3 separate regions of the Mus musculus genome follow, and regions 1 and 3 are each linked to region 2. The links are chromatin loops, found by intact Hi-C in ENCODE. Cell type or tissue: heart. All regions are shown on one strand. Each heading gives the region's core, and the rest is flanking DNA. Links, peaks and the distances in the headings are about the cores only.

Region 1 (9,745 bases), core at 2,974-7,973, 63 kb before region 2:
GTTTTAGGCAGCATCGCTGAGGAGAACAATATACAGACTCAGAACACGGCCTTACCCCAGTTTCATGCTGGAAAGTCGTTCACTAATATTAGTCATCTTATCATAGACTCTTTAGCAAAGCAGCGGTCATTTGAAATTTCCCAATTAGTTAATATGTCTGTGGGCGACTGTTGTACATCAGATGACAAGCCATTACTTCTTCCCAGATGAAGGAAATGAGGGATGTTCTGCCTTTTCACTCACTTCCCACAGAGCAAGGTTAAATACACTATTCATCACTCTTTTTTCCCAGACTAAGAGTTTGTGTGAATATATTGACCCATGGACTTGGGTGAGTCTCTGATACTCATGGGAGTAAAGGACTGGCAATAAAGAGGGTTGCTGAGATGGAAGCTTCCTTCTGTCCCTGCTGTCCCTAGTCCCCAGTACAGCTCAGAAGGTGGCTGGCATTTCTCGAGAAGCTCCTCTGGATTCGTCAACAATCAAAGATTGTTCGTGTCCCTGGAAGACACTGGTGGGAGTATCCAGGAGAAAGAGGGTGAGCCTGTAATCTCTGAACTCAGGAACCTCAGAAAGCAACAATGTACACAGAGTGCAGGTGAAAGCCACATCCGCACAATAGGAGAACTGTTGCAAGAGAGAAAGCAGGGTGAGCATCTTCAAGGGCGGTATGGCAGAGAACATTCTTTCTCCTTTGTTTTCTGGGCTTGAGAAAGGCAGGGAGAAAGGGAAGAGACATCTCCCACTTTTCCCCTAAGAGCGATTATCGGCCCAAACTCACCTGTACTAAAATAACAGGAAAAGCTATGGATTAAACAGGAGATGAAATATTTTAATGGATCATGCTGAAGTGTTAACACCTGGAACCACATGAGCTAAAACCACAAGTTTCAGTACCTGAAACCACATATATGACTCTTGGACTGGGGTTACAGTAGGGTTGTCTTTGGGGAAATTGCTACACAGAAAGCAAGAGGATTTCTAGAGAGAGTGGTAGTGGTTATTGGAGGAGAAAAATAAAACTGTCCTATATGTATGCTTCACAGGTTGATGACTGTAGACGACCAGGATTTTCTAGTCTGTTTCCCTTAAAGTATAAGCACAGAGAGACCAGGACTTAGGCAATGACCTAGACTGGCATAGCCTTTCAGTGAGTAAATATATTTACTCTATATCTAGATATAGACGTATCTAAATATCTAGATGATCCAAAAATCACATAGTAAGATATGTCTGTCTTTATGTTTAGTTCACAATGTGCTTGGGGACGGAAAGTCTGCATTTCCCTCAAACCCATACACAGAATCCTTAACCTTCAATGTGCTGGTCTTTGGAAATGGAGTCCCTGGGAGATATGTATCCTAGTTTACTTTCTGCTGCTTTGGTAAATACCACGACCCAAACCAACCTGGAGGGTGGGGGGAAGGGTTTATTCTATCTTAAAACACCCAGGCAACAGTGCATCACTGAGGAAGTTCATGACAGGGATTCAAGGAAGCAACCTGGAGGCAGGGACTGAAGGCTGAGCACGGAAGAGGCTTGCTCTCCCTGGCTTTCTCAGTGTACTTTTTTTTTTTGTAGAAGCTTTTTAGTTTATTTGTCCTCTCAGAAATCTGCACATCACAGCAAAACATCAAGTCACCGCAGATCTACTCCTTTGGCTGTATCCAATCTCCACTCACTGCTAGGTATTTCATTTCTTTTTGCCAGCACCAACATTGGCCTTCGCCGTGCCCCTGACCTTCTTCATTCTGTTCTTGCTTGCGTTCCTTTCGCTGTTTTCAGGAGGTCTTTTTCTTCTCATAAAGACCATGTCTTGCGAGTCTGCATTTAGGCTCATTCTTCTTTGCATAATCTAAAGGATCATAGATCATGCCAAAGCCAGTGGTCTTGCCACCACCGAAGTGGGTTCTGAATTCAAATACAAAGATGACATCTGGTGTGGTTTTGTACATTTTGGCCAGCTTTTACCGAATTTCGGTCTTTGGTACTGTTGCCTTCCCAGGATGAAGGACATCAATGACCATCTGTTTCCTCTGAAGCAGTCGGTTGGTCATGAACTTCCTGGTCTGGATGGTTCATTCATGATGGCTACGGCGCCGGAGGTGGAGAGCCTCAGTGTACTTTTTTTTTTTTTTAGATTTATTTATTTATTATATGTAAGTACACTGTAGCTGTCTTCAGACCCTCCAGAAGAGGGCGTCAGATCTTGTTACAGATGGCTGTGAGCCACCATGTGGTTGCTGGGATTTGAACTCTGGACCTTCGGAAGAACAGTCGGGTGCTCTTACCCACTGAGCCATCTCACCAGCCCTCAGTGTACTTTTTTAATATAGCCTAGGACCACCTGCCCGGGGGTAGCACCATCCACAGTGAGCTGGCCCTCCCATAGCAATCATTAAACAAGAAAATGCCTCCACGGATGTGCCTACAGTAGAGACAACTCCTCTGCTGAGGTCCCCTCTTCCTTGGTGACTCTGGTTTGTATCATATTGTCAAAACAAAGCAGCAAGGAGATGCAGGTTAGCTGATTTAGTGGGATTGGTGGCTTAAGAGGAAGAAGGGGAGACCTTTCCTCTCTCAAGTGACCCACATAGGATATGTAAGGACAGAGCAATAAGGTGGCCCCATGTAGCACAAGAGAGAAAATCCTCACCAGGAACCAAATGGACCAGCACTGTCTTAGTAAGGGTTTTACTGCTGTGAACAGACTCCATGACCAAGGCAAGTCTTATATAAAAAAAATACAACATTTAATTGGGGCTGGCTTACAAGTTCAGAGGTTCAGTCCATTATCATCAAGGTGGGAGCATGGCAGCATCCAGGCAGGCATGGCACAGGCAGAGGTGAGAGTTCTACATCTTCATCCAAAGGCTGCTAGTGGAAGACTGACTTTCAGGCAACTAGGGTGAGGATCTTATGCCCACACCCACAGTGACACACCTACTCCAACCAGGTCACACCTATTCCAACAAGGCCACACCTCCAAATGGTGCCACTCCCTGGTCCAAGAATATACAAACCATCACAAGCACCTAACCTTCCTCTAAGTCTTGGAGAAATAAATGTCTGTTGTTTAAACCACACAGTCTGCAGTGTTTTATTCCAGCACATGGTGCTGACTACAAGGTTAAGAGACCTAAGGAAAAAGGATGCATACATACTTTTGTTTGTTTGTTTGTTTGTTTGTTTGAGACAGGGTTCTTGCTGTGGGGCCCAAACTAGCCTCAAAGCCTGCATTCTCCTGTCTCCACTTCCCCAGTGCTGGAACGTCAAGAATGTGATACCAGCTGCGTTTACACACTTTCCTAAAGACCAATTTGGCTAGTGAACAAAAAGGAGTGGAAAGACATGCCATTTCAGAAGATTGGGCCTGAGGTGACAGTAATTTAGCCAGAGTCACAGCAGCAGAATCCAAAGGAAGTGAATGGCAGGAGGTAAAAGACTTGAAGCAGGAACCAAGCAGCTTGCTCATTTGAATAATTGCTGGCTGATAAGCTTGCCACTCAGGTACACTAGAGAATACTGAAAGAGAGCAGCCTGGGTTTCAGTTTTGGTTTTGAAAGAAGATAGTTTTTGGTGGGGAGAACAGAGGTGAGTTTAGTTGTAGATAGATGCCTAGAAACATGAATATCCATTTGGAGATGTGTAAATGGAACTTTAAGGACTGGACAGGACAGGGCTGGTCTGGAAATAAACGTGTCGGGTGGGGAGAACATCAAAGATGGTCACAGAAGCCTCAGAGTACTTGAGACTATATGAAGGGAAAGTAAAGAGTGGAACGGCCCATGGCGAAACGCTGAGGGGCATGGAGATATAAGGACTGGGAGCTGAAGAAATGGTTCAGTGGTTAAGAGAACTTGTTCTTCCAAAGGACCTAGGTTCAGTGCCCAGTGCCCACGTGGCTCACATCCACCTATAACTTCAAATCCAGGAGATTCAATGCCCTCTTCTGAACTCTGAAGGCACCAGGCATCTGTGTGGTGCACAAACATACATGCAAGTAAAACACTCATTTGTATAAAATAATATTTAAAAATCTAATAAAAGCTTAAAAAAAAAACCAAAGGACTAAGAAAAAAAAATAAAGATTTAAGGGCTGAGTGGAGGAACAAGAGGCAGTTAGACGCTAGAGATAACTGATTAGAAAAACCACAGTCAAAGAGACAGGGGTATAGCTTAGCCTGTATGGAGTCCTAGATTAGATTCCGTGTGTGTGTGTGTGTGTGTGTGTGTGTGTGTGTGTTGTGTGTGTGTGTGTTGAGATGGATGCTTGATAGCACTACAGGAAACTTACTTTACTGTATCCCTTTATAACAATTCACCCACTGGACCAAAACATCTGAAACCTGTGGTCAAGCTATTTGCCCAACAGGCCAGTGATCTCTCTCCTTCCCTTCCCTCCCCTTTCCCTCTCCCCTCCTCCTTTTCCTCCTCCTTCCTCTCCCTTTCTCTCACCCTGGCTGACCTTGGCCTTTCAAGAGCTAGGATTCAAGGCAAGCACCGTGATGCCTGACTCAGAGCAGTGAACCTTCAAGTGTGTTCACCAGACTCTAAGCAATGTCAATATCACCTAGAAACCTGAGAGAAATACCAATTTGGGGCTCACTCCCAAAACTCAGTTTCTCAGTCAGAAACACTGGTGTGTAGTCCTGCAAACTTTATTATACACTCTCTGGCTGATTCAGAAGTTCACTAAAGATTAGAAAACACTGCATCACACGCTGCTTAGACAGCACACAACAGCTTTGCCTCTAGGAACTCCCCCCTTTTTGTTAAAGACATTTTATTATTCTATTTTTTGAAGTTACTTGAGCATAAGCAGCAGGGTTTTGTCAGTATTGCACATTTTTAAAATAGCCATGGGCCCTATTTTGATTTAATGTCCCTACCCTTCAACAAAACAACCAAAGAATTCACTACTTACCCATATTTCCCTCTGATGGGGATACAATTTTATCCCTATATTTTCTGCTTGCTCACAGCATTGGAGTATACGGGCACTCTGGGACCTCATAGCTCTCTGTATGTGCCTTTTCAGTGGTTTCTGTCAACTAGAAACTCAACAAACTCTTACATCTGACAGTTTAAATTCCTGCGACACGTATTGTTGGTGAAACCGCAAATCGGCACAACTTAAGACAATTTGGTACCATTTGTCAAAATAACAATAAAAACATAGATTTGATCCAATAAACCTGCTTCTGGGAATTTATCCCACGGATTTACCTGCACACACAAGAGTGGGTATCTCTCCCTTATCTCAGCCAGAAGCCCCAGTCAATAAAACCCTAGGTTCAGGTTACCCTTTTCAGCCCCTCAGGGCTTCTTTAACCCGAAGGCGTCACTGCTCCTTCTGCCAGGTGCAGGCTCCACTACCGGGTCAATTAAATGCGCTATCAGAGGCTCCATCAGCTCACTCCAGTCCTCACACCTGCAGCCAGGGGCTCGTCACCAGCACTGCCCACTGTGATCGGTTGAGAGCGGCGGCGGACAACCTCTCAACCTCAGCGTTTTTCAAGCCCGCCGACCATGCGGCCCAGCCCCTCGGTTCTATCCCTCCCTTTCCCTCTCTTCCCTCTCTCTCCTTCTCTGAGGGAAAGGGAGCCTGGCTCCTCCAGGGTTCTGTGACACTGCCCTGACCCGGGCGCGCGGCTGCCCCCGAGATAGGCGGGGCTCCGAGCGGGACCGGTCCTCTGGAGGCGGGGCGCGGTGGGGGCGGGGCAATGGAGGGGGCGGGGCCGGCGGGGTACTAACCCCGGTGTCTGCGACGCCTTCGCTGCAGTCGCTTCAGCAGCTGGAACCGGAGTCGGAGTCGCCGGGGCCGCTCGCCGCTCGCGCGTGGCTCCGCCGGGCCCGTAGCCATGGAGGACTTTATCGTGATCTCCGACGACAGTGGCTCCGAGAGCTCGGCCGGGACCCGCTCGGGCAGGGCGCGGAGGCTGCGCCGGGCCCTGTCTCGGACCCCCGGCGCGCTGCCCCGCCGAACCGTGGTGAGTGAATCCACTGCCGCTCGCCACGCCCGACGGGAGCCGAGCGTCGCCCCCTCGGGGCCTCAGCGTTGCGACCCTGGCTCCCCGCCGCCGTGTCTTCCCGCCTTTGGCGGCCTCGGGCCTCGAGGAGCTCGGTGGCGCCGCTGGCAAGGCAGGCCTCGGGCTGGCCAGCGCTGAGCCCTACAGGGTTGTGCTGCGGAGCCGGCCGAGCACATGGGCGACACACTGAGCACCAGTGCGAGCTGCCAAGCGGTGGCCGGCGGTGGCCTCCGGCCCGAGCTGGCTCCAGAGCTTTGGCAGCGGGAGGAGTGGGGGGTCCTGGCCAGGCCGCAGCCGCCACCCGGACCTCGAGGCGGGCGCGCGGGAGCGCGTAATTGTTTGGCTTATGATGGGCACAGATGTGTGCAAGGAGGTAACAGGAGCCCCGGCTGCGAGCGAGGGAAGCGCCGCCCTTGGCATGGTGGCGGCTGCGCTGCAGGGCCTAGTTCTTGAGCTAGGGCCCCGATTTTTGAGTTGTGGAGAAGGACAGTTAATTTTGCTTTGCAGATGCGAATCACATACAAAGCCAGGGGGCGGGGCACTCCCACCTTTGTTTTTCCTTCGGTTCTTTATCTTTGTCCCTGCTCCTGAAGTGATGGAATAAAAATATCTGTGGTCTCTGGCTTTCTAGAACTCTCCACAGAAATTTAGTGACCTGACCCCTACCATGATCTACATGCTGTGGCTTCAAAAATCAAGGGATCCTTCTCTGTTCTTCCTAATATGTGTCCTAAATCAATGTCAGCTACTCTATAAGCGTGTAAATCACATTTTGAGTGCTCATTCATTCTAAGTTGCCTTTGGGAAGTCTTCCTACACCCAAAGGTAGGTGTCTTAGGATTACTGTTGCTGTGATGAAACACCATGACCCAAAGCAACTTGGAGAGAAATTGGTTTAGTTTACACTTCGCTGTTCATACTAAAGAAGTCAGGACAAGAATTCAAGCAGGGCAGGAATTTGGAAGTAGAGGTTGTGCAGAGGCCGTATGGTGAAGCGATGCTTTCTTTACCGGCTTGCCACCTCTGGCTTGCTTAACCTGCTTTCTCACAGAAACCAGGACCACTAGCCCGGGGTGGCTCCACCCACAATAGGCTGGGTCTTCCCACTGCAATCACTAGTTGAGGAAATGCCCTACAGACTTGTTTACAGCTGGATCTTAGGCTATACATTTTCGATTGAGGTCCCTTTCCCTCAGATCACTGTAGCTTGTTACAAGTTGATGTAAAACTAGCTGGGACAATATGTGTTCTCTCTCTTTAAGAGAGGAACATAATTTTTGCATTTTTGTATTATCTAGCTTGTAAATATACCTTTATAGCTAGTTTATCTTTCTTCTTTTTTTCAAGACAGGGTTTCTCTGTGTAGCTCCGGCTGTCCTGGAACTCATTCTGTAGACCAGGCTGGCCTTGAACTCAGAAATCTGCCTGCCTCTGCCTCCCAGATATTGGGATCAAAAGCATGCGTCACCACTGCTGGGCTGCTAGTTTATCTTTTAACAGTACCTTTATTGTGGTGTGATTCATCCATATAATACGTTGGGTTGTACAACGTTCATAGTTACTAAATTGTTTACTTCACTCTGATAGGAAACCTTGTTCTTGAGGTCCACAAACATCTTTGGAAAAGTGACTTTTCACCTCCTTGAATTATAAACGTAATTTTAAGTAGAGATATAAAAAAAATTGCTGTTCCATGTATATAGTAAGTATCCTGGCACATGGTAGTTTATCAATTTCATGTTCTGACATTTTTAAAAAAATGATTCAGCTGAGCCTGTTTGCTCTTGCTAGTGAAGACAGCGATGGGACTGTCTGTAGAATAAGTTCCTTACAAAGGAATATGTGCTACCCCAGTTTTTAATTGGGTTTTCTTGATAGCTTTTTTTTTTTTTTTTTTTTTGTTCTTTATATGTTGTGGATAGTAGACTTCTATCAAATATGTAGTTGTTAAAAATCTTTTCCTGCCAGGCTGTGGTGGCATATACCTTTTATTCCAGGGCTTGGAGGCAGAGGCAGCTGGATCTCTTAAATTCAAGGCCAGCCTGTTGTACAGAAGGAGTTCCAAGACATCCAGGAATACACAGAAATCCTGCCAGCACTAAAAGTGTTCTGTTCAAGAAGTCTCATCCTGTGCCAAGAAATTCAAGGCACTTCTCTTCTATTCAATTCAGTATATCTGGTTTTCTGTTGAGATCTTCAATCCATTTGGAGTTGACTTTTGTGCATGGTTGTAAATGGGAATGGATCTATTTGCATTTTTCTACATGTAGCCGGCCAATTTGACCAGCACCATACATATATTGATGTCTTTTTCCTAGTATATATTCTAGCTTCTTTATCAAAAGTCAGGTGTCCTTAGGTGCGTGGACTTATGTCTGGGTCTTCGATTCCATTCCATTGATCAACTTGTGTATTTTTGTGCTAATGTCTTGTGGGTTTTAGTACTATAGCTCTTTAGCACAACTTGAAATTGGAAATAGTGAGACCTCCCGCAGTTCTTTTACTGTTTGGGAATTGTTTTAGCTATCCTGGGTTTTTCTGTTTTCTCCATATAAAAAAAGGAGATTGGCCTTTCAAGAATTGTGTCAGGGGCTGGAGAGATGACTCAGCAGTTAAGAGCACTGACTGCTCTCCCAGAGGTCCTGAGTTCAATTCCCAGCAACCACATGGTGGCTCACAACTATCTGTAATGGATGCCCTCTTCTGGTGTGTCTGAAGATAGCAACAGTGTACTCATATTCATAAAATAAATAAATAAACCTAAAAAAAAAAGAATTGTTTTAGATTTTGATGGGAATTGCATTGAATCTGTAGATTACTTTTTTTTTTTTTTTGGTTTTTTGAGACAGGGTTTCTCTGTGTAGCTCTGGCTGTCCTGGAACTCACTCTGTAGACCAGGCTGGCCTCAAACTCAGAAATCCGCCTGCCTCTGCCTCCCGAGTGCTGGGGTTAAAGGCGTGCGCCACCACGCCCGGCTTGTAGATTACTTTTGCTGTTAATCCTGCTGTTCCATGAGCATGGGAGATCTTTCCATCCTCTAATATCTTCTAATATCTGCCAGAGTTGGGGGCCACTTCCCTGGATGGAGGCGACTGCAGGTTTCCAGGGAATGCCTGCTGGAGTTGGGGGCTTGGATAAAGCAAAGAGTGGTGGGAGGGGGGAATCTGTGTGATCCACAGGAAGTGGGGGGTGGGAGTGGGCACAACAGGTGTAGCTACCTCACCTGGGGATGAGACTGGAGGACTGGATTCAGAGGAGAGGTAAAAATCTGCCATTAACTAAATGTTTTTTCTTTGTTTTTGAGTCAAGGTTTCTCTGTATAACAATCCAGGCTGTTCTTCAACTCTCCTTGTAGACCAGGCTGGCCTGAAACTCACAGAAATCCTCCTGCCTCTGCCTCCTTATTGCTTGGACTAAAGGTGTGTACCACTACCACCTGGCTCCAAAAATTTTTTTCCTTGGCCTTTTTTTGTTTTGTTATGTTATGTTTTTAATAAACTAAATGAGCTCATCAGAAAATTGGAAAACAGTGACAGAGCAAACAGAGAAGTTCAAGACAGATCAATAGAAATCACTAAGTTCACAATCAGTGCAAGGAGATTAAGTAAAACTCAGTAACTACATAGTGATGTAGGGTACTGTGAAGCAATCCAAAATATGGGAAATGGAATACTGAAGAACAGGAATAGATTAGACACCTTAAAAAAAAAAAA
Region 2 (9,745 bases), core at 1,676-6,675:
ACACTGGCTCAGCAACACAATCCTGTTAGACAAGGTCTTGCTACGTAGTCCTGGCTGGCTAGTACTCACTATATAGCTTGCACAGCTGGCCTCAAGTTCTGCCAGTCTTCCTGCCTCAGCTCTACCCAAGTGCTAGGACTACAAGCACAGACAACCACTCCAGGGCTTCATCAACTTTTACAGAATAAAGAACCTGAACCTCAAGTTACTGTACTTAGCCTATGCAGAGTCACAACTTCAAAGCACAATTTTCAGTCAAAAATCAAACCTATCTCAAAACTCACATGCTAACTCTCAGTCATACAAGACTGAGGATAGAAAGTGACTAAAGGTATCATTCTATGTTTTCTTCCCTCAGTCTGTAGCCTGTCACTGTCTCATTTGATGAGGAAACTAAACCCTAGTGATGAAAGGAGCTGCCTCAGTTCATAGAGAAAATGGCTAGCTAGCTGAGGCTCGACCTAGTTTATCAAGAGCCCTGCGCCTTCTGTGTCCCCCCTCCAAAGAAAACTACAAGGAACAGTTCCTCGTCTGGGGCCTGGCATGCCCTCTAGTTCCTAGCTTTCTGAAGATTTAAACGTCTCCACCACAGGCATTACTGACAGGCACTCTCATCAACACCGCCAGCTTGAGCCTGCCATTCCTGACCACGACAGCTGACTGCTGGCACGTCCAGCTGTGACAGAGGCGTCATGCTTCAGCTGTGTGTACTCTGAGCTGTGCCAGAGCAGAGAGCAGGCTTCACTTGTCTGGTCACTGATCCAGAACCTGCCTTCAAGGTGATACTTTCCTGTTACATAATCGCACTCGTCAAGGTAGAAACCTGCCTGGCAGCAAGGCTCAAACCCTGCCAAGTTTGACTTAAACAGCAAGGGGACCCAGAGCTACCATGTGACCATCACCAATACTAATAACTAACAAGCCCAAGAAGTTACTAGTTGCCAAGGGCCAGGGAGAGGGCAATGAGGTGTTTCTCCTAATGGGTACAAAGTATTTCTGGGGGCATGAAAATGCTTTGTAAGTAGATTAATTTGATGGATGCATAACCTTATGAACACACCAACCATGAAATCACCCACTCTAGGTGAATTTACAGTATGTACATTGCTATCTCAAGGGAAAAAGACATGCAAACACAAATGACCTGGCACTGAGAGCCCTCCTTCTATCTACTCCTCTCTAAGTAAACTCTTTCCCATTTCCCAGCTCAGGAAACCGTGCTACGGAACCTAAGCACTACCACACGGCTAGCAAATGCGCAGGAGACACTGAGCCAGGGCTCACTCCTTGCTGCCAGCTACAAAGCCTTAAGCTCATGAGCACACACATAGCTCTGCATGGTGACAAGGGCGTTAGAGAGTCCAGTGTAAGTGGAAGACACACGTGATGGTAGAGACAAATGGTATTAGGGTACATGGAGGAAGCTTCCATTAACCTGCCTAACTGGGGAGCGACTTCAAACAGTGTCTAACACCTTGTCCAATGGCTTCATAAAGACAATAGTAATAAAGCCGCTGGCATCTACTTTTTTTTTTTTTTTTTTTGGTTTTTCGAGACAGGGTTTCTCTGTGTAACCCTGGCTGTCCTGGAACTCAGAAATCCACCTGCCTCTGCCTCCTAAGTGCTGGGATAAAGTCGTGCACCACCACTGCCTGCCCAAAAACTTTTTTGAGCCAGGTGCAGTGTACATGCATTTTAATCCCAGAACTCAGGAGGCAGAGGCAGGAGGATCTCTGTGAATTCCAGGACAGCCAAGTCTACAAAGGGAGACTCTGTCTCAAAAAAAAAAAAACAGTAGATGTAGATTTAGCAGCAACTCTGAACTTCACTTATGATTTCGCCTTTAAAGACAGCACTTGGGAGGTAGAGGTGGTAAGATCTCTGTGAATTCAAGGACAGCCTGGTCTAAATACAGAGTTTCAGGACAGCCAGAACCACACGGAGAAACCCTGTCTCTGGAAAAACAAACAAAAAGTGTTTACTCTTCACAAAAGACACTTATGGCAAGAGGCTGTAAGCCAAGGTCAGGGTGTATACCACGGCTGAGAAGGTGATGACCTAATACTAAAGAAGATCAGTACTAAGGATTCTGAGAAAATAAGCTCTCTGGGGGATGTGGGTGGGGGTACAGACTTAACCAATAAGAACTTAAGTTTACCAGGCACTTCTGGTTGTCTTGAAGCCATTGAAAGACAGGGATCCAGGTGTTTTTTTCTATACGTAATTCGGAGCTGAGTCCCTTCCACCTAATAAAAATAACATAGGGCATTTTCTTATGTTGCACAGCAGAGGGTCATTCCAGTGCTCTGACAGACACGCAGAGACTTATGGCTGGTAAGTAAGGTTGACACATACACACGCTAGAACCAATGAGTGACAAACACACCCCCGGAAGGATAAAGTCCACTAGTTTGCCAGTATCCTATGGCTGGCTCCTCTGAACACCCGAGAGGAGAAAGCCAAACCTCAGTTTAGACAGACACCTTACCACAGTGAAATGACGCCGGACTATGCAGACAGACAGATGTTAATGAGGAGCATTGCCCAGCTTCTGCAAATTAGCGAAGCTTCTGAGGAAGGGTCCATCCAGAGGCTCTAAGTAACAATAAACAAGCAAGGTTGGTACAGCGCCCCTAAGTCCACCGAACATCCGACCACTCCCCAGCCGGATTACATAGCAGCCTTTCCCCTTGGCAGAAATGAGCTATGCCAGCATAGAAGACCAACTCGGCATCACTAAAAGTCATCGCATTCTCACACAACCCTTGTCTTGAAAACAAACCCGCGGCGCTGCACAGCAGGCATTATTGGTCCAGATTTTTGTTCAAGTTCACTGCGGTCCTAGGGACATCCGCAAGCCAGACACACGCCCTTTCCCTCTCCCTTAGCGACCCCAAGCCCACGACTCTCTCGCAGGAGGTGCAAAACAAAGCCTCTGAGATGTGTAAAGCCAATCCCGACCTTCCCACGGTCCCACCCCTCAAGGCGAAGCCGGCTGGTTCGCAGCGAGCAGATGCTCCGAGGCTCACTGTGCGGGTCTTTCTGGTGTCCCTCGAGCCCCGCTAGGGTGGAACAGAGCCCCCCTCCAGGCCCCCCAGGCCGCGGCGCCCCGGAACTCAGGCTGCCCCCAGCTCCGCCAGGCCGCGGTCGGTTACCTGCTCGCCCGCCGCCTGCGGCCCGACTTCCCGCACTAAAGAGGCTCCGAGGCTCCAGATGGCCCAAGAGGCTGCTGGGCTGAACAGAGCAGAGCCATCGTGAGAGCGCGACGAACGCTCCCCTACGGAGGACAGTCGCCGGCCGGCAACCGAACCCCCAAACCACCCCGAGACTGTCGCAGGTCGCGCGAGACCTGACTCGAAGATCCGCGGGGCATGCTGGGAGTTGTAGTCCGAGATCTGAGCGTGCCTCCGTACCCACCACCACCGGAACACCTCCCTGTAGGTTGAACTCTAAAAGGGAATTCCACGGGGTTCCCAGAAAGGAGGTCACCTGTTTCCAGCACTTCCTCTGCGCTTTTTACTTGATTACAGAATTGTGGCACTTGGAGGCTGAGGCAGGAGCATTGCCTGAATCAAGGAGTGTGGTGGGGGCTGAGGATGAGAAGGGGGGAAAGAATGAAGATTGATGGCTGGAGATGGTTCAGTTAAAACAGTAATTACTGCACTTGCAGATGACCTGGGTTTGTTCCCAGCACCCAGGTTTGGTATCTCACAACCTCTTGTAGTACAGCTCCCAGGGTCTGCTGCCCTCTTCTGGCTCCCAAGGACACCGCAGTCGGTCTCCCATTCCCACATACTTGAATTTAAAGGGGGGAGACCCATCCCCCACTTTGCCAGACTCTCATTGCTTTATCAGGAAAGCAAGCTCAGGCAGCCTGTTAGCAGGTGGTGGCTTCTTGCAGGAAGCTGCAGATGTGGCACACAATAGACTTTACCTAGATTGGAAGACTCCACCCTAGGTGGGCTAGCCAACTGTGGCAGAAACAAAGTCTGATTCTGCCTGCTCAAGGCTGGGGGGAAGGGCACAGTTCAATGAACCATGAAGCCAGGTAGGCGCCTTCGTGGGTCGTGACCCACAGGTTAAGAACCACTACCATACCTCCCACACACAGAGAGGATCTGATAGTTAATCTTTCTCCCTTTAATTAGCAGTGGAGTCAGGCGGGCTCCACACTAGTACAGGACTAAATACAGGAGCATCCGCCTCCCCGGAAATGGATAATAACTATGAGAAAAGTGGACCTGGAGAGGTAGCCACTCAGAGGTCTCAAAAACACTTCCCTGCTCTGCTCCATGAGAGAAAGCTGAAAACACCCACACTCAACTCTGCTCCAAGTCCAAGGTTCACTGTCCGCTCAGGAAGAATCGGAGGGTGTTAAAAGATGGGAATACATTTGACTTTGCTTGCATTCTGTTAGGACCAAGACTGGGCCAGGAATTCATGTCTTCTGTAAGCTGTATACTTCATTTGTGAATAACACACTTGATTTGCAGTGTGACACTTGAAAAAGTATTCCCAGTGTTTTTACTTTACTGCTCCTGGGAGGAAAGGGTGCAGATCAATTCTCACATAAAAGGTTAAACATGGGGACGGAAGTGAAGGCTCCTCAATGGAGAACACTGGCTGCCGTTCCAAAGGACCCAGATTCAATTTCCAGCACCCATAGGACAGCTCACAGCTGCTTATCACTCTTCATCCAAGGGGTCCAATGCCCTTTTACAGCCTCAGCATGTGAATGACAGACAGGCACACATCTATGCAAGCAAAACAAACACAGGGCTGGAGAGATGGCTCAGTGGTTAAAAGGACTGACTACTGTTCCTAGAGGTCCTGAGTTCAATTCCCAGCAACCACATGGTGGCTCACAACCATCTGTAATGGGATCTGATGCCCTCTTCTGTTGTGTCTGAAGACAGTGACAGTGTATTCACATACATGAAATAAATAAATTCTTTAAAAAAAAAAAAGACAAACAAACACACACACATTTAAAAAACAAATCTTTTATAAGGTTAAAATGTCTTTTTTTAAAAACAAATGAAATATTTTGAAAATATCTTGTTTTAAGATTTATTTATTTATTTTATGTATGTGAGTACATGTGATTGGCTACTATTGCAACTGGTAGATCCTGAGAGAGAAACCGAGGCAGGACAACCAGGAGCAAGAGACCTCAGGTGGCAGTGAGCACATTGAGAACGGACTCTTAGGAGAGAGCTTCAGTGAGGCAGCTCATTTAATGGAGGGAATAAACGCTATTTAAACCTTCGAGGGGATGGAGGCTTTCAGGGTGAGTGAACATCATTGGCCAGGGCCAGGGTGCTAGGGATACCTCATTACCATGAGGAAGGATTCCAGGTGCTACTGTGCGGCTGGACATGACCTTATAATGGCTGTCTTAGTCAGGGTTTCTATTCCTGCACAAAACATCATGACCAAGAAGCAAGTTGGGAGGAGAGGGTTTATTCAGCTGACACATCCACATTACTGTTCGTCACCAAAGGAAGTCAGGACAGGAACTCACACAGGGCAGGAATCTGGAGGCAGGAGGTGATGCAGAGGCCATGGAGGGGTGCTTGCTGGCTTGCTTCCCCTGGCTTGCTCAGTTTGCTTTTTTACAGAACCCAGAACTACCAGCCCAGGGATGGCACCACCCCCAATGGGCTGGGCCCTCCCAGCCTTGATCACTAATTGAGAAAATGCCTTATAGCTGGATCTCATGGAGGCATTTCCTCAAGGGAAGCTCCTTTCTCTGTGATAACTCCAGCTTGTGTCAAGTTGACATACAAAGCCAGCCAGTACATAGGGTGAGGAAGTTTAGCCTGGCAACTCAGGCTACATAACCTCCTGGGGGTGGGGGACAAATGTGGGAGTGCAGGGCTACTTGTGCTGGGACACACAGGCTTGATCATACACTCCTGTCCATGTCAGACCCCAGATTCTGGGGTTTGGACATGCCTTGACCTCACTCTTGTTCCGGGCCTGTTCTCCTTGGTCCCACAATTCCCTGGCTTCACATTTGGACATGCATATTTTAGAATAAGTATTAGTTAATACTGTGGAGAAAATAATCAGATCAATAGTAATAACTTAAAATTAACAAATAAAAAGACAATGAATCCTTTGGTCCAACTTTATGTCTGTCTACGTGTGTTTATGGAGTGTCTGCCTGTGTTTATGAGGTGTCTACATGCATGCTTAGGATTGCCATGTCCTGTAAATGACACCAAATTGGTTTATAAGTGAGTGCTCACTTAAACTGAAGGTGCCCAATTAACCTTCATTCACTTTAGTTCACACTATCAATGGAATTTCAAAACACAAGTCTTGGCTTTCACAATCTACACAGCCTCTGGTGTGAACACAATGATTAGACAATCCTGAGACAGGGAAATCCTGCTCAGGGTATCACGTTCAGGGTCTGAGCACCAGGGTCGTCTGTAGGGCAATGACAAAAACTTTAGAGGAGGAGCCTCCTCTGAGGGGAGGAGCCTGGTCTGGGGGTGGAGCCTGCTCTGCCCCACTGCCACCGCCAGCTATTTGCTTCAGCAGGCAGGTCTTTCTGCTGGAGGGGTGCTGCTTCCAAAAAGACAGAGTGCCTGCTCTCTGAGTAGGGAGGCTTACGTCTTTGGGGCTAATGCCAAAAGTCAGTGGGCCGTAGCCCAGGAACTACTCATGCTTTTTGTTCAAACCAGAGTTCCTGTGGTCCTTCCTGTGGTCCACATGGGCAGAGCTGTAGTATGTGTCAGCTGGTTATGCCCCACATTGGCCACCAGATTAAGCCTTTGCTTGAGTTTTAGCAAGTGGTGTTGTCTACGTGCTGTTTTACAGCCTGACTGATACGTCTATCATGGAGTCATTTGTGCTAAGGCCTGGAAACCTCTTACAGTACGTATTGCAGCACATGAGTGCCTGGTGTCCTAAGAGGTCATAGAGGGCATTGGATTCCCTAGAACTGGCATACAAGCAGTGCCATGTGGGTACTGGGAATGGAACCTGGGTCCTCTGGAAGAGGAGATAGTGTGCTTAAATTTTTATTTGCATTATTTTGTATGTGTTGATATTTGGCCTGCATGTACGTCTTTGTATCATAAGTATCTCCTAGTACCCATGGAGGCCAAAAGAGGACATTGGAATTCCTGAAATTGGAGTTACAGACAGCAGTATGCCACCTTTTGTGCAGAGACCCAAACTGGGTCCCCTGGAAGAGCATTGCATGTTCTTAACTGGTAAGCCATCTCTCTAGTCCTGCAAATTAAATATATTTTTTAAATGATTAAAATAGAGGACAAGAAGCATTCATAACTGGGTAATCTTGGTCAGAATGTTAGCTAGTTGGCCATTATTTTAAGTGTGACTCCACAAGAGGAACCAAAGGAGCCCCTGTTGCCTGGGAGAGAGACTGTTTCCCAGTGGTGCAAACTGGCCACCAAGCTTACTGCTCTGAGGGGGAGGAGCCTGCTCTGAAGGGGAGGAGCCTGCTCTGCAGCACTTTCTTGACTTTGTGCCCCACAAGCAGGAGGGGTGCTGCTTCTGTAACCCTGGAAAGTAGAGTGGGAAGAGAAAGTCTCAAGAGGTGACTGTTAGTTCTTCCTGGAATCTAGGCTGAATGCAGATTTAAGAAAACGACTTCAGGGGGGCTAGAGAGTTAAGAGCTCAGAAGGTAAGAGCACTGACTGCTCTTCCAGAGGTCCTGAGTTCAAATCCCAGCAACCACATAGTGGCTCACAACCATCTGTAATGGGATCTGATGTCCTCTTCTGGTGTGTCTGAAGACAGCTACAATGTACTCATCATTTATAAAATAAATAATTATTTAAAAAAAAAAAGAAAGAAAGAAGGAAAGAAAGAAAGAAAGAAAACTTTTCGGCCTTATTCTGCCAGATACTGAGGCCTAGTGAAGAAGCCTGAGTTTAGAGACCTGTCTTGTTCAGTTCAGTACTGGAGTGACTCAGCACGACCTACTTCAGCCTGTATCTGCCTAGCTACCACAGATGAGTCAATTTGTTTTGTTTTGTTTTGTTTTGTTTTGTTTTGTTTTGTTTTGTTTTGTTTTTCGAGACAGGGTTTCTCTGTATAGCCCTGGCTGTCCTGGAACTCACTCTGTAGACCAGGCTGGCCTCGAACTCAGAAATCCGCCTGCCTCTACCTCCCAAGTGCTGGGATTAAAGGCCACCATGCCCAGCGAGGAGTCAATTTTTTATAGGCTCCTTGAGATCACTTCACACCTTCGTCATCTCACACCATCCCATACATCATTTCACCCCATACCCTCTGTCACTCTTCCCCACACCCTACGCGTCATCTCCCCTCACCAAAAAATCCCCACCTCCAGACTGAGTGTGGTGGTGCATGCCTTTAATCCTAGCACTTGGGAGGCAGAGGCAGGCAGATTTCTGAGTTCGAGGCCAGCCTGATCTACAAAGTGAGTTCCAGGACAGCCAGGGCTATACAGAGAAACCCTGTCTTGAAAAACAAAAACAAACAAACAAAAAGGCAGTTCGAGGGGACTGGAAAGATAGGTCAGGAGAACACTGACTGTTCCTGCAGAGGACCCAAGTTTGGTTCCCAACACCCACATAGTCTCCATAATTCCAGTTCCAGAGGATCCGGTGTCCTTTTCTGGCCTCTTTGGGCATTGATCCTGACTTTTTCTTTTCTTTCTTATTTTAAATTTTCATCCTTTCATTTGAACTGATCTAAATTTCTAATAATTTACTTTTATTTTATTACGTTGGTGTTTTTTACTGCTCGCATGTCTGTGTTAGGGTATTAGAACCCCTAGAACTGGAGTTATAGACAGTTGTGAGCTTGCCATGTGAGTGCTGGGAATGGAATCCAGGACCTCTGGAAAAGAATCAGTGCTCTTAACGTCTGAGCCATCTCTCCAGCCCTGACCTTCTCTTTGGAGGCCTTATGCCTGTCTTGTCAGTGAGACAAGGTCAAAGAAAATGAGAGGCAGTGCCACTGGTGAACTCAAGCCAAGTAAGCTCCCATAAGTCTTCAGTCTCTGATCCAGTTTGCATTCTCATTCTCTAAGCCACAGCCTGTGAACAGAAGCATAAGGTGGTCGTTAGCTTTGGGAGCTTTGGGGTTCCAAAGGTATGTATGACATTGACACACACATGTGTTTGTTGTCAGATTACTGCGAACAACAACCTATTGTGTTTTAGCTTCTTCTTTAGGTCGTTCTGGTCCTGGTAGCAAAGTAAAGTCATGTTTGGCAAAATGCAGTACAAGTAGTGCTTTCAGTAAAGCTAATAATTGATCTTTTCTACCTTATTCTGCTTCATAATGACCCCCTGGAGTACATCTTCATGGTCCTGGAATGATGTTTGTGTTTGAATAGGAGACAAGCAGGCAGGCGTGATGGTGCATTTTAGTGTCTGTCCGGTCTTTGTGAGTTTGCAGGTAGCCTGGTCTATAAAGCAAGTTCCTGTCCAACCAAAGCTAAAAAAAAGTAAAGCGACCCAGTCTTTAAAGAACAAAGCTGAAAAGGCAAGGAAGGTAGTCTGACGAACCGTAGGCCCACCCACCTGTCAACAGACTGTCATTTTAGCTATAGTACCTGTTGTGTTAGAAAGTGGCTCAGATCCAGACAGATCACACCAGACCCACACAGCCCCACCAGAAGAGGGTTCACTGGGGGAAAGCAAGGAGGGAAGAAAGAGGGAAAGGGGGGCAAGGGGTCAGGGACTCCGTCTTTTATTTGGGTCTTAACATAGATGCCAGGTGATCATGCTGG
Region 3 (9,745 bases), core at 3,211-8,210, 260 kb before region 2:
TTTTTCTAAAGCTTGAGAGTCAGATGTGTTGAGGCTTGAAGTCAAGCTCTGTCCTTGACCAAGCCCCTTCCCCCTGGGCCTGTTGTTTTCCTCTATACAACGAACTAGACATCTCTTAAAGGAACAAAACTGATAAAATGAATGTATGTTATATATATTACATATATTATATATATGTATGATTTTATATGTGTGTGTATACACATACATGGGCCATTTACTAGACCTTCTTATGCAATGTGGTCCAGGTAGCCTAACAATGGCTATATCATGTTGGAAATACCAAAATCTGGTAGTTGTTCGGTCCTTGAAACCGAATAATATCAGCAGGCACAGCCTAGTGCTGGAGTCAAAAGGAATTCCTAGAGCGATGCTGGCCTTCAGTCTACATTGGGGATCCTGAAGAGGTTGGATTTAATACTGGCTGCAGTCACAGGATAGGTGAGCTACAGAGTAAAGGCAAGCAGGCAGGAAGCATAGTTCCTCTCTTCCATACCCTTCTATCTGGATTGCCACCAGAAGGTGTGGCCCAGACTTAGGGTGGGTCTTCCTGATTCAAATCATCCGATTAAGGAAATCCCTCTTGGGAGTGCCCAGCACCGCGGGTTCTAGATGGTTCTAGGTACTTGACAGCTGAGATTGGTACTCAGATCCTTAGCTGCACTTTGCTTGCTCCTTCCCAGAAGAAAATCGCTGTCCAAAGTCCTTCTTTGAACACATTTACATACAACCATATAAAGCAATACACTGATTAGCTCTGAGCATCTTACCATGCTGTGACTCTCCTCCGACATCTTGAAATAGCAAAGTGAATGTTGCCGATCTCTTCCTACGTGAGCACTTCACAGGCATGTTACCATTTGTCCTTCTCCATAAATAATCCAAAGAAATACATTCTATGTTACTCTTGCTAGGCACATAAGGAAACTTAGCTTCTCCTGGGTTACCTAATGTCAGAAGTCAGTGAGAGGTGAGACCTGCCTAGAACACAAGTCATGGCCCCCCATGGTGATATTTAATCCTTTCCTAAATGTCACAAATTGCATGTGGCATGATCTTCAAAGCGCATTCATTGAATTCAATGACTTGGATTTGAACCAGTATCACTGAGCTATCTTTATGCAATCTAAATGAACAGTCACTATATTGGTTCCTGAGTCTGCTTCCTCATCTGTGAATTAATAAGGCTGAGAGTTCTGCCCTCAAATGCCCATTTCAAAATTTAAGTGAGATATAATTTACCGGTTAAAGAATTACATTTCCCTAAACCGAGCGGTGGTGGCGCACGCCTTTAATTCCAGCATTTGGGAGGCAGAGGCAGGCAGATTTCTGAGTTCAAGGCCAGCCTGGTCTACAGAGTGAGTTCCAAGACAGCCAGAGCTACACAGAGAAACCCTGTCTCGAAAAAACAAAACAAAACAAAAAACAAACAAAAAACCCACAAAAACCAACCAAACAAACAAACAAAGAATTACATTTCCCTGTTTCCTTCTCAACAATGAGTATCAGTTGAGTCAATTCAACAATGGCAACAGTAAAGTCTGTAGAGCTGGCTCAGTCATTAGAAGCATTTGTGGCTTTTCCAGAGGACCTGAGTTCAGTTCCCAGTATCCACATGGAACATCTCATGACTGTATGCAACTCCAGAGGCTCTGATGCCCACTTCTAGCCTCCGCCAGCACCCATTACTTATGTGGCCCACACAACCACATATACATGAATAAAATATAAAATACTTGTTATAAAAACATGTCAAGTGTGAAATGGATAAAGGTGAAAATTCTGTCTCTCGGGGCTGGAATGTCCCGTGCTGGACTTTCTGAGGTGGTGTGCATTTGCCCTGATGGTGACAGCCTAACAGGAAGGTGCCAAGGGCAGGGCTCATCCTACCTGACCAAGCACTGCAGCAGCTGCTAGCTACAGGTGTCCCCTGAAACTCCAATGCAGCAGTACTGGGAAGTGGTACCTTGCAGACAGTGTCGTGGATGGATTCGTGCTGCGTAGGAAAGGGCTCGTGGGATAAATCACACTCTTAGTTATGGGGACATTGTGTTTGTCCCCACATGTATTAGCTCACCCATCTCAGACTCGCCAGCCTTCAGAATTCAGAAAATCAATTTCTACACGTTTATGAATTCCCCAGTCTCAGGTACCATAGCAACATAAAGCAGACTGAAAGAACAGGTCCAGGGGTAACACGGCAGACTCGGTTCCCGTGGAGATGGGATTCAGTGAAAGGAAGAGATGATGAATAAGTGACCAGACATTTCAAAGAGCAGAAAGTGTCATCAGAAATAAAACGAGAGGTAATTGTACTATGTATTGAAGGTGAGGAGAAACTACCTCAGAGAATGCGGGCCCATCTGCCTTCTCATAGGAGACATCTTACCTCCGTCTGAACACTGGGGGACAATCTTCCTCTATGACCCCACACTGAGAATGAGAGATGCGCAAGGCAAGACACGGAACAGCAGCTGAGCTGCGGAGCAAACAGAACTGAGCCCAGCCAGCCCTGCAAGTCAGCCATTCTCACAGCGCACAGCACTTCCCAGAGGAGTGGAAGGAGAGAAGGCAGATCTCTGTACCCGAGCCAAGAGGGCCATTAGCACAGCGGCTACCCTCTCAGAACATAAACTCCAATGATGACATATGATGTGATTACCACAAAACAGAGAACACCAGTACCAAAATCCAGGAGCCAAAAGATGTAACACAGGAGAGAAGCCCAGGCCTGGTCCGGTGCTGGGAGCCTTTCTTGGGTACCATGAATTGTGAGGTTCAGAAGCCATTTTGGAAAACTGAATCCTAACAACCCGCCCACCCCTGCTGACCCCCAGGCTCTTGGAGGTGGGAAGCAGTAGCGGTGTGCTTTCTAGAGTACGTATTCTAAAGACTGGTGTGTTTCTTCTCATTTTCCTGCCACTTGAAGCAGTTGGTTGCCTCTAGACTGGACTCCTTGCCTGCAGTTTTTCATTCTCGGCCAACACTTACTGGGCACCTGCACAGGTCCAGGTCTGCTGCCAAGTTTCACTGACTAGTAAGAACCACAGGCACACGGGGCACCCTCACGGAGCTTCAGATCCACATCCCTGCAGAGTGGTGTGTGGCACCCAGAGAAAGCCCTTTGAAAATTGGAGAAGATGGCACAGCTCCTGTGGGTTAATGGAGGATATCACAGACCACTGTTAAAGCTGGAGTCCTTGGCCATCAATGGGTCTCCACTGCCTAGGGACACGAAATCATGATATCTGAGTCCAAGCCTGTTCCAGACTGACTTCCCATCCTATAGCCTCATGAGCAAACAACATGAAACTTAGAACTCCGTGCACACAAACATACAATACCACACCTCCATTTTCATACCCCAAGACCTTGGCTATTCTGCCTCTCTCTGAATCACTCTCTCTCTTTTTGTCTGTTTGTAAACACTCCTTAATTCTTTAAAGTTCCATTTTAACCTCTAAAACCTATTCCTGAGGGTAGTTTAGCATCCCTTCCACTGCCTACAGGAAGGTTTCCCAGCAGGAGCAAGGCGTCTAGGCACCCCATTATTAGGCTTTATATGACCCAGTCATCCAGTGCAAGCTTTGAGCCATTCCTGATCACCAGAAATTCAGATCCAGTGGCTCAGAATTCAGATCTCAGGTTTTGAGTCAAATAAACTCAGTTAGGCCTCATCCTGCTGTCCACCAGCTTTGTGACTTCAGTTTGCTTTGTAAAATAGAGAAAGATACAAATGATTATTAGCTAAGACACAGCACGTAAAAGTCTTACCATAGTATGTCATATCTGGATAGTGCTCCACCATTTGTAATTGGTATTCAAGTTTCATTGTATCCTGATTTGAGTGTCTGTCCGTTTATGCGGCCCACCCCTCTCCTGGTTGAAAGTAACTCTTGAACTACAGTATACTGTTTATTTAGCCTGTGTCTCCTAGGGACATGAATTCCTAGATGCAAAGAGTTGTACCCTAGCTCTAGATCCCAGGGTGCATCATGGTATAGCATCACCATTTACAAGCTGTTAGATTTGGTCAAGTCAATCTGCTTCTGTTGCCCTCCAAGTCAATCTGCTTCTGTTGCCCTCGATTGTTTGGGGTATAAAATGGGCAGAATGATGCCTACTGGATAAGGCTTTTCATGTACAATCAAGTGACAACATTGGTGAGAAGTAGTTTGGGTAGGGAGGGGAAGGCCATTGTTAGTCTGATTTTGTTGCCCAGAGTAGGAAAGAGCCATTGTTGAGGCCTATGACTCCATGCACAGTCATGTACTTGTGAGTTCTCCATGACAGACCATGTCTCTCAAAGTTCATGAATTAGAAACAGACTTCTTAAGACACTGAAGCAGGCAATATCTATGGAAGGCATTAGCTCACCATGGTTCTATAACTCATAATGGACAATGCCCACTGTAACAGAGCTTGATGTTAGAAGGTTCTCTCTTTCTCCCTGTCTCTCTCCTTTCCTCTTTCATTCCTTCTCTCATAGAATAACATAGCAAAAAGGCCTTTGCAGACCCCTCTGTGTTGGACTTTCCTGCCACTCCAACAATGACCCAGACCATTTCTGTTCATGATGAATTGCCTAGTCTGTGGCATATCCCATTATTGCATGATAAATTGACCTGAGAGCCTCTCCTGGCTACTTTTCCCTACTAAGGATCTCTATGTGCCCCTCTTGTTGAACCTTCTCTGGTGACTTCAGAAGTGATTTCATAGTCACCCACACAGCAGCCCCAGCCTCCCCAAAGATGAGTCTGTGGTGTGCATATTAAGATAAAATCTGCTCAGAATGCTCACAGCTGGTCACACCACAGTCCCCTAAAGACAGCTGGAGGCATGGAAGAAGGGCAGGCATTGTGGCACATGACTGCAGTCCCAACATTTGGAAGGTGGAGGCAGGAGGAGAAGCCGGCTGTGCAACATGAGACCCTGCCTCCAAATGAGAGCATATGGGAAGACTGGGTAGGCCTTGTGCAAATTCAACACATTTTATGGGAGAAATCTGAGCATCTTCAGGGTTTTGTATCAAGTTCCTAGAACAGATCCCCCCATGGATAACAAGGAATGGCTGTCAATTTATTCCAGAGAGTAGTAATGACTAAAGAACTGAAAGTTGATTGTCCGTACAGCAAAGGAAAATTGTAAATAAAGTCAATGATATCATGATATGATGCTATTGTCTACGAACGTATTGGACACACTTTAATTAAACACATGGTCAGAGATGGCCTCCTTGACAGAGCGGCATTTGAGTTTTGAGCTAAAACACAAATGACTAGAAGGATTCAGCCCTGTGAGAGACGATGATGAGGGTGGCAAGCAAAGAAAATAGCAACTTTTTTTTTAAGCAGCTCAGGGTGGAAATTGAGGTCATTGGAAGGGAAGTTGGTGACTCAGAGGACAAGTGTTGGTGTTAAAGCTGCCAAATGGGGCCTTTGAGGCTGCGAGGAAAATATGGAAATCAAATGAGCAGTCGCATGAGGAAAAGGGAGTCCCCTGCCTTTGCAGTTACAAGTGAACAACTATTGTGTGCTAGGTGCTGGAGATCCCGAGGAAAATGTGGACCCAGCTTTTACAAGGTCGGTAGCTGGGGTGTAAATAATTATAATATACGACCAAACATCTAGTAAAAAGATTTATAGGGTGACCCTCCAGCAGGAGAGATTTCACTGACACTAGAACACTTCACTTTGTGGATTAAATCTAAGTAGTAAGGTTGCTGCCAAAAGGTACGAGACCTGGGTGCTAAGGCCCTGGATGAGTCTGCTCAGGGTCCTGTCTCACGTTGAGAACCAGGAAGACTCGGTCTTTTGCTAGTGAATGGCCTTAAATATCCTATCTTCAGAAAGATCTCCCTGGGGGACGGTTAATGACACATCCGAAGGAGATACCAAAGACAACTGAGCGGAGCCTACAGCTGAACAGGTAGGTGTACAGATATGGAGAGAGGGGGAAAGAGATTTCCAAGTCGAGATGTCCTAGCAACAGACACCCCCACCCCGTGTCCACAAACTTCAAGACAGAGCTACGAGTCTAGGGAACTCCCCTGTCTCCCTCTTGCCTTCCCTGCCGTTTCTTCTGCCACTCGCTGTTGTCCCAGCAGCCAGCCCCCGCCTCCCTTCTCAGGAAGCTCGGGTCTCCCTGGGAGCCTGGCTGCCCTTGGGGGAGGCCTCTGAGCTGTGTGCCCTGCAGCTCCGCTAGCTTTCGGGGTGACATTAGAGGGGCTCTGCGCCCCCCGCGTGGCTCGCGCTAAGCCCAACAGGAGGGAGCCTCTCGGCGGAGGAGTGAGGAGGACGGGAGGGAGAGGCGCGCCAGAGCCTCGGTCCCGGGCGCCCTGGTCGGCCGCGGAGGAACTGCAGCCTCCAACAGGTTCGTAAACCGCGCTCGCTCAGCGTCGCCAGCCGAGTGGCCCGGGGAGACCCTGGCCGAGGGCCCGCGCTGTCCGTAGCCCTGAGCGCCGCCGCTCCGGCCTCTCCCTCCGCAGCGCTTTCTGTCCCCCCCCACCCCCCGCACCCTTCCACACCGCCCGGGGGACAGCTCCCGGCTCCGGCGGGGCTCGGCGCGCAGCGGGTCCGAGCGGCCCCCGGGGCTCTGAGCTCTCTCACGGGGACTCGCCGGGACGCGGCATCCCGGCCGCGACCCACGGAGCGCAGCGCCAGGGCCTGAACGCTCCCGGGGCGAAAGGCTTGCCCTGTCGGGGACTCCCGTTCCTCCCCGAGCGGCAGCGCGGGCGCGCTGGACCCAGGCCTAGTCACCGCTGCGGCCCCATCCTGGGTCTGCGGTCCCCGGGGCCTGGCGGAGCAATGGCGGGGCTCAGCTAGGACTGGGAGAGAGGGTGGAGGGGACCGGCACAGGAGGGTCCCCGGCTCCAGCGGGGCGAGCTGGGCCTAGTCTGCACTGGGAGGCAGGAGTGCGCCGCCCCCCTTTCCTGCAAACGGCCACCCCACCTCCGGGTGGCGGACTCGGGAGAGACCAACCCAGAAGCCTGCGGCTGCTGGCTGCCACCGCTGGTCTGCCCGGAACATCCCTAGAAAGTGTGAGGCTGAGTTTCCGTCGGGGAGGAGGGGGAAGGGGCTGAGAAACAACAGGGAAGCCTCTGGAAGGAGCGGGGCAGAGGCAGGCTCCCCTCCTTCTGGTCCAGGGCTCCACCCCCACCTAAAGAAAAAAAATCCGAGCTTGCCAGCAAGGGAGGAAGCCGAAGCGACCGGGGCAGCAGGTAGCAAAAGGCGGTTTTGCTCTGAGAGAGACTACAATTAACGAGAAAAGAGGCTGAGCCTGAGAAGCTGGGAGGTTCCCAGACAGGGAAGCCAGCTCCTGGGCAGAAAACCAACCAGAGAAGAAAGATCTCCTCTCGGGAGTTGAAGCTGGGAGGGCCCTCGTGTCACGTGACCCTCTAGTGCTCTCAAAGATTCTCTCGCAGGCAGACAGGGCCTAGGGAGCAGAGGTGTCCCCTAAAAATCACTCAGCAATTTAGTAGTAGAATTGAGCCTAGAACCCAGGCAGGCTCCTTAACTCCTGGAACCATACGGACCCAGACGCGGAAGAACAGGTGGCCTCTGCTCTGAACCCAGCCTCAACTTTAGCATTTGGTAGCACACAGCGACGGATAAATAACCTCCTGAAGCCTCCTTGACTATTCAAGAGGGGTGATAGCGTGAGCAGTACACACTGGGTTAAGGCTTAATGTCATAGCTATGTAGTGAGTTTAGTGCGGTGCCTGGCACATTAGAACTGAAAATAAATAAACCGAGTAGCTGTCATCATTAATTATTCCTTCTGAAAACGTGTTCGGGGACACATTTTGGGAGGATGAAGAAGTGCCCCAAGGATGCCACAGGCCAGCAGAGGAAGCAAAAAGTAAAATTAAAATATGGTGTGATAAGTACTCAGGCTAGTAAACAAGGCTGTGGGACTTCGGAGGCAGGAGTGTTGGATTGTGGGAGAAAAGAGATGGCAGACAGATGGAGCTGTGTACAAAGGCCTGGAGGTATGAAATTACAGCTGCCCGGGTGATGTCACCATGTCAGAAGGTCCCCAGGATGGAAGGCTGAGGCCAGTCCCCAAAGTGCCTTTTCTGGATGGAGTGTTTCAAGTATATTTATAATAGAGGGGGAAAAAATAGGAGCTAGGGACGTGGCTCAGTCTTTAGGGCAGCAGTGGCACATGTGCCAAGCCCTGGGTTTGATCCCCAGTGCCACATAAACCTGGCCAAGGAACACAGGACTGTAATCCCAGGTGGAGGCAGGAAGATCGGGGATTCAAAGTTATCCTTGACTACAAAGTGAGTTCAAGGCCAGTCTGTACCTCAGGAGACACTAGAGAGGGAGGGAGCAGGGCAGGGGGATGACACCGCCCAGCTTCAGTAGCTGACCAATTTAACTTCCCCTATACCTATATTCACTCTCATCACACATACATACATACATACATACATACATACATACATACACACATACCACACATGCACTGGGTACATACACATACATACACCACCACCACCACCACATACACACACCATGTACACATACCACATATACCACAGACATCACACCACACACCATACACACACAACACACAACATATATCACACACTCACCACCACTACTACCACCACATATATACCACCCACATATACACAATACACACCATACATGCACACACCACATACACACACACCACACCACATACACAGCACACACACACACTGACTTATTTTTGAAAAAGCCTAAGACATCACGTAAGACTTCATATCATTGTATGCAGAGATATTTTCAACATCAGTAACCCCTTTCTGTCACCCAGACATCTGGGCCACCTTAGATGTTATTAAATCTTGACTGTCCTGCCTCCTCTGGTACTCTCCAGTTCTCAGCAGGAAGTTTTAAGGAATAAGCCATATTGTGCTGACACATACATTAGAAGAAGCTACTTTGAGAAGAGTCAGAAGATGACAAACATTACGCAGACAGAATTGTATGACGATGGTACACCAGCCAGTGTCCAGAAAGAAAACCAAAACACTAATAGAGTCCTGTGAAGAAAAACTGAGTTTCCCCTTCAAGTGGCCTTCATTGTGAATTCATACAGTGGGGGTATGGTGATCAATAAGTCACTTTTACTGAATCATGGGCATCCCCTGTATCTTTGAATGGATCACACATACAGCTTTTCAGCTCACTGTTTGCCTAGATGTGTGCTTTGGCTTTCCTGGTACATGCAGAGTATGCTATTTCCTTCCCCCACTCTAAAATAGGGCAGGGGATGTTTACCCGGTCTCCGGGATGAAGGTTGTGTGTGGCAGCTAGTCTTTGAGACCTGGCAAGCTTCCTTTGTAGGCTTTAGAAGTGACTTGAAGGTAGGTTAGTGGTACCAAGCCTCCAGCCGCTGTGCTTACTTCCCAGGTGGCTCCCTGGTTCTTGTTAGCAAAGGCCTCTGAAGTTAGGCACCCATACTCCATCTCTGTGGAGTTCTGCTCCTGATAGGATTACCCCAATGAACATGAAGCCTTTTTCTCCATTTGCCCTGAATTTGGCCACACCTCCCTCTGGGCTACAGACTACAGCTCCTTTGATGTAGTCAATGAGTAGTATTTGGCCCAGGCTCGGGCAGAACTCAGACTTCAGTGTCTCTGTAGAGTATAAAGTCTCTCCAGTGACTGCTGCAATGTGACAGCTATGCTGAGTGGCTGTGCCTTCATTGGGCTCTGGTGTTCTGACTCAGACGTTAGTATTTTTCCCTTTTC

The links. Peaks named below come from ENCODE experiments on the same cell type or tissue, not always from the same donor. Only the 100,000 strongest peaks of a DNase experiment are listed, where the experiment ranks them.
Region 1: it touches region 2 in a loop (2.0-fold over the local background); 1 of 42 quality-filtered maps calls a loop at or near these places.
Region 3: it touches region 2 in a loop (1.9-fold over the local background); 1 of 42 quality-filtered maps calls a loop at or near these places.

Annotation. Positions count from the first base shown.
Region 1 is chr13:54,498,012-54,507,756 of GRCm38, forward strand. It overlaps Simc1 (SUMO-interacting motifs containing 1), which reads left to right and starts at 5,794. Exons shown (of 10, transcript NM_176987.4): 1 at 5,794-5,993. The coding sequence starts at 5,865. It overlaps LOC115486438 (a long non-coding RNA gene), which reads right to left and starts at 6,303. Exons shown (of 3, transcript NR_168901.1): 1 at 5,758-6,303; 2 at 1-16. It also overlaps the pseudogene Gm2830. In heart, for the core only: no CTCF peak of the experiment used is centred there; DNase peaks (open chromatin) are centred at 5,720 and 6,300; H3K4me3 peaks cover 2,109 bases; H3K27ac peaks cover 1,399 bases.
Region 2 is chr13:54,562,027-54,571,771 of GRCm38, forward strand. It overlaps 4833439L19Rik (RIKEN cDNA 4833439L19 gene), which reads right to left and starts at 3,356. Exons shown (of 9, transcript NM_133797.4): 1 at 3,156-3,356; 2 at 2,489-2,595; 3 at 2,159-2,246. The coding sequence starts at 2,186. In heart, for the core only: a CTCF peak has its summit at 3,746 (motif pointing left); DNase peaks (open chromatin) are centred at 3,345 and 3,825; H3K4me3 peaks cover 1,961 bases; H3K27ac peaks cover 1,678 bases.
Region 3 is chr13:54,296,477-54,306,221 of GRCm38, forward strand. All of the region lies in intron 2 of LOC115488208 (a long non-coding RNA gene), which reads right to left. It also overlaps a transcript of Cplx2 not described here. Among named protein-coding and RNA genes, the nearest start is that of Gm40955, 18 kb to the left of the region's middle. In heart, for the core only: CTCF peaks have their summits at 6,332 and 6,957; DNase peaks (open chromatin) are centred at 5,445, 6,215 and 7,245; H3K4me3 peaks cover 2,404 bases; H3K27ac peaks cover 2,541 bases.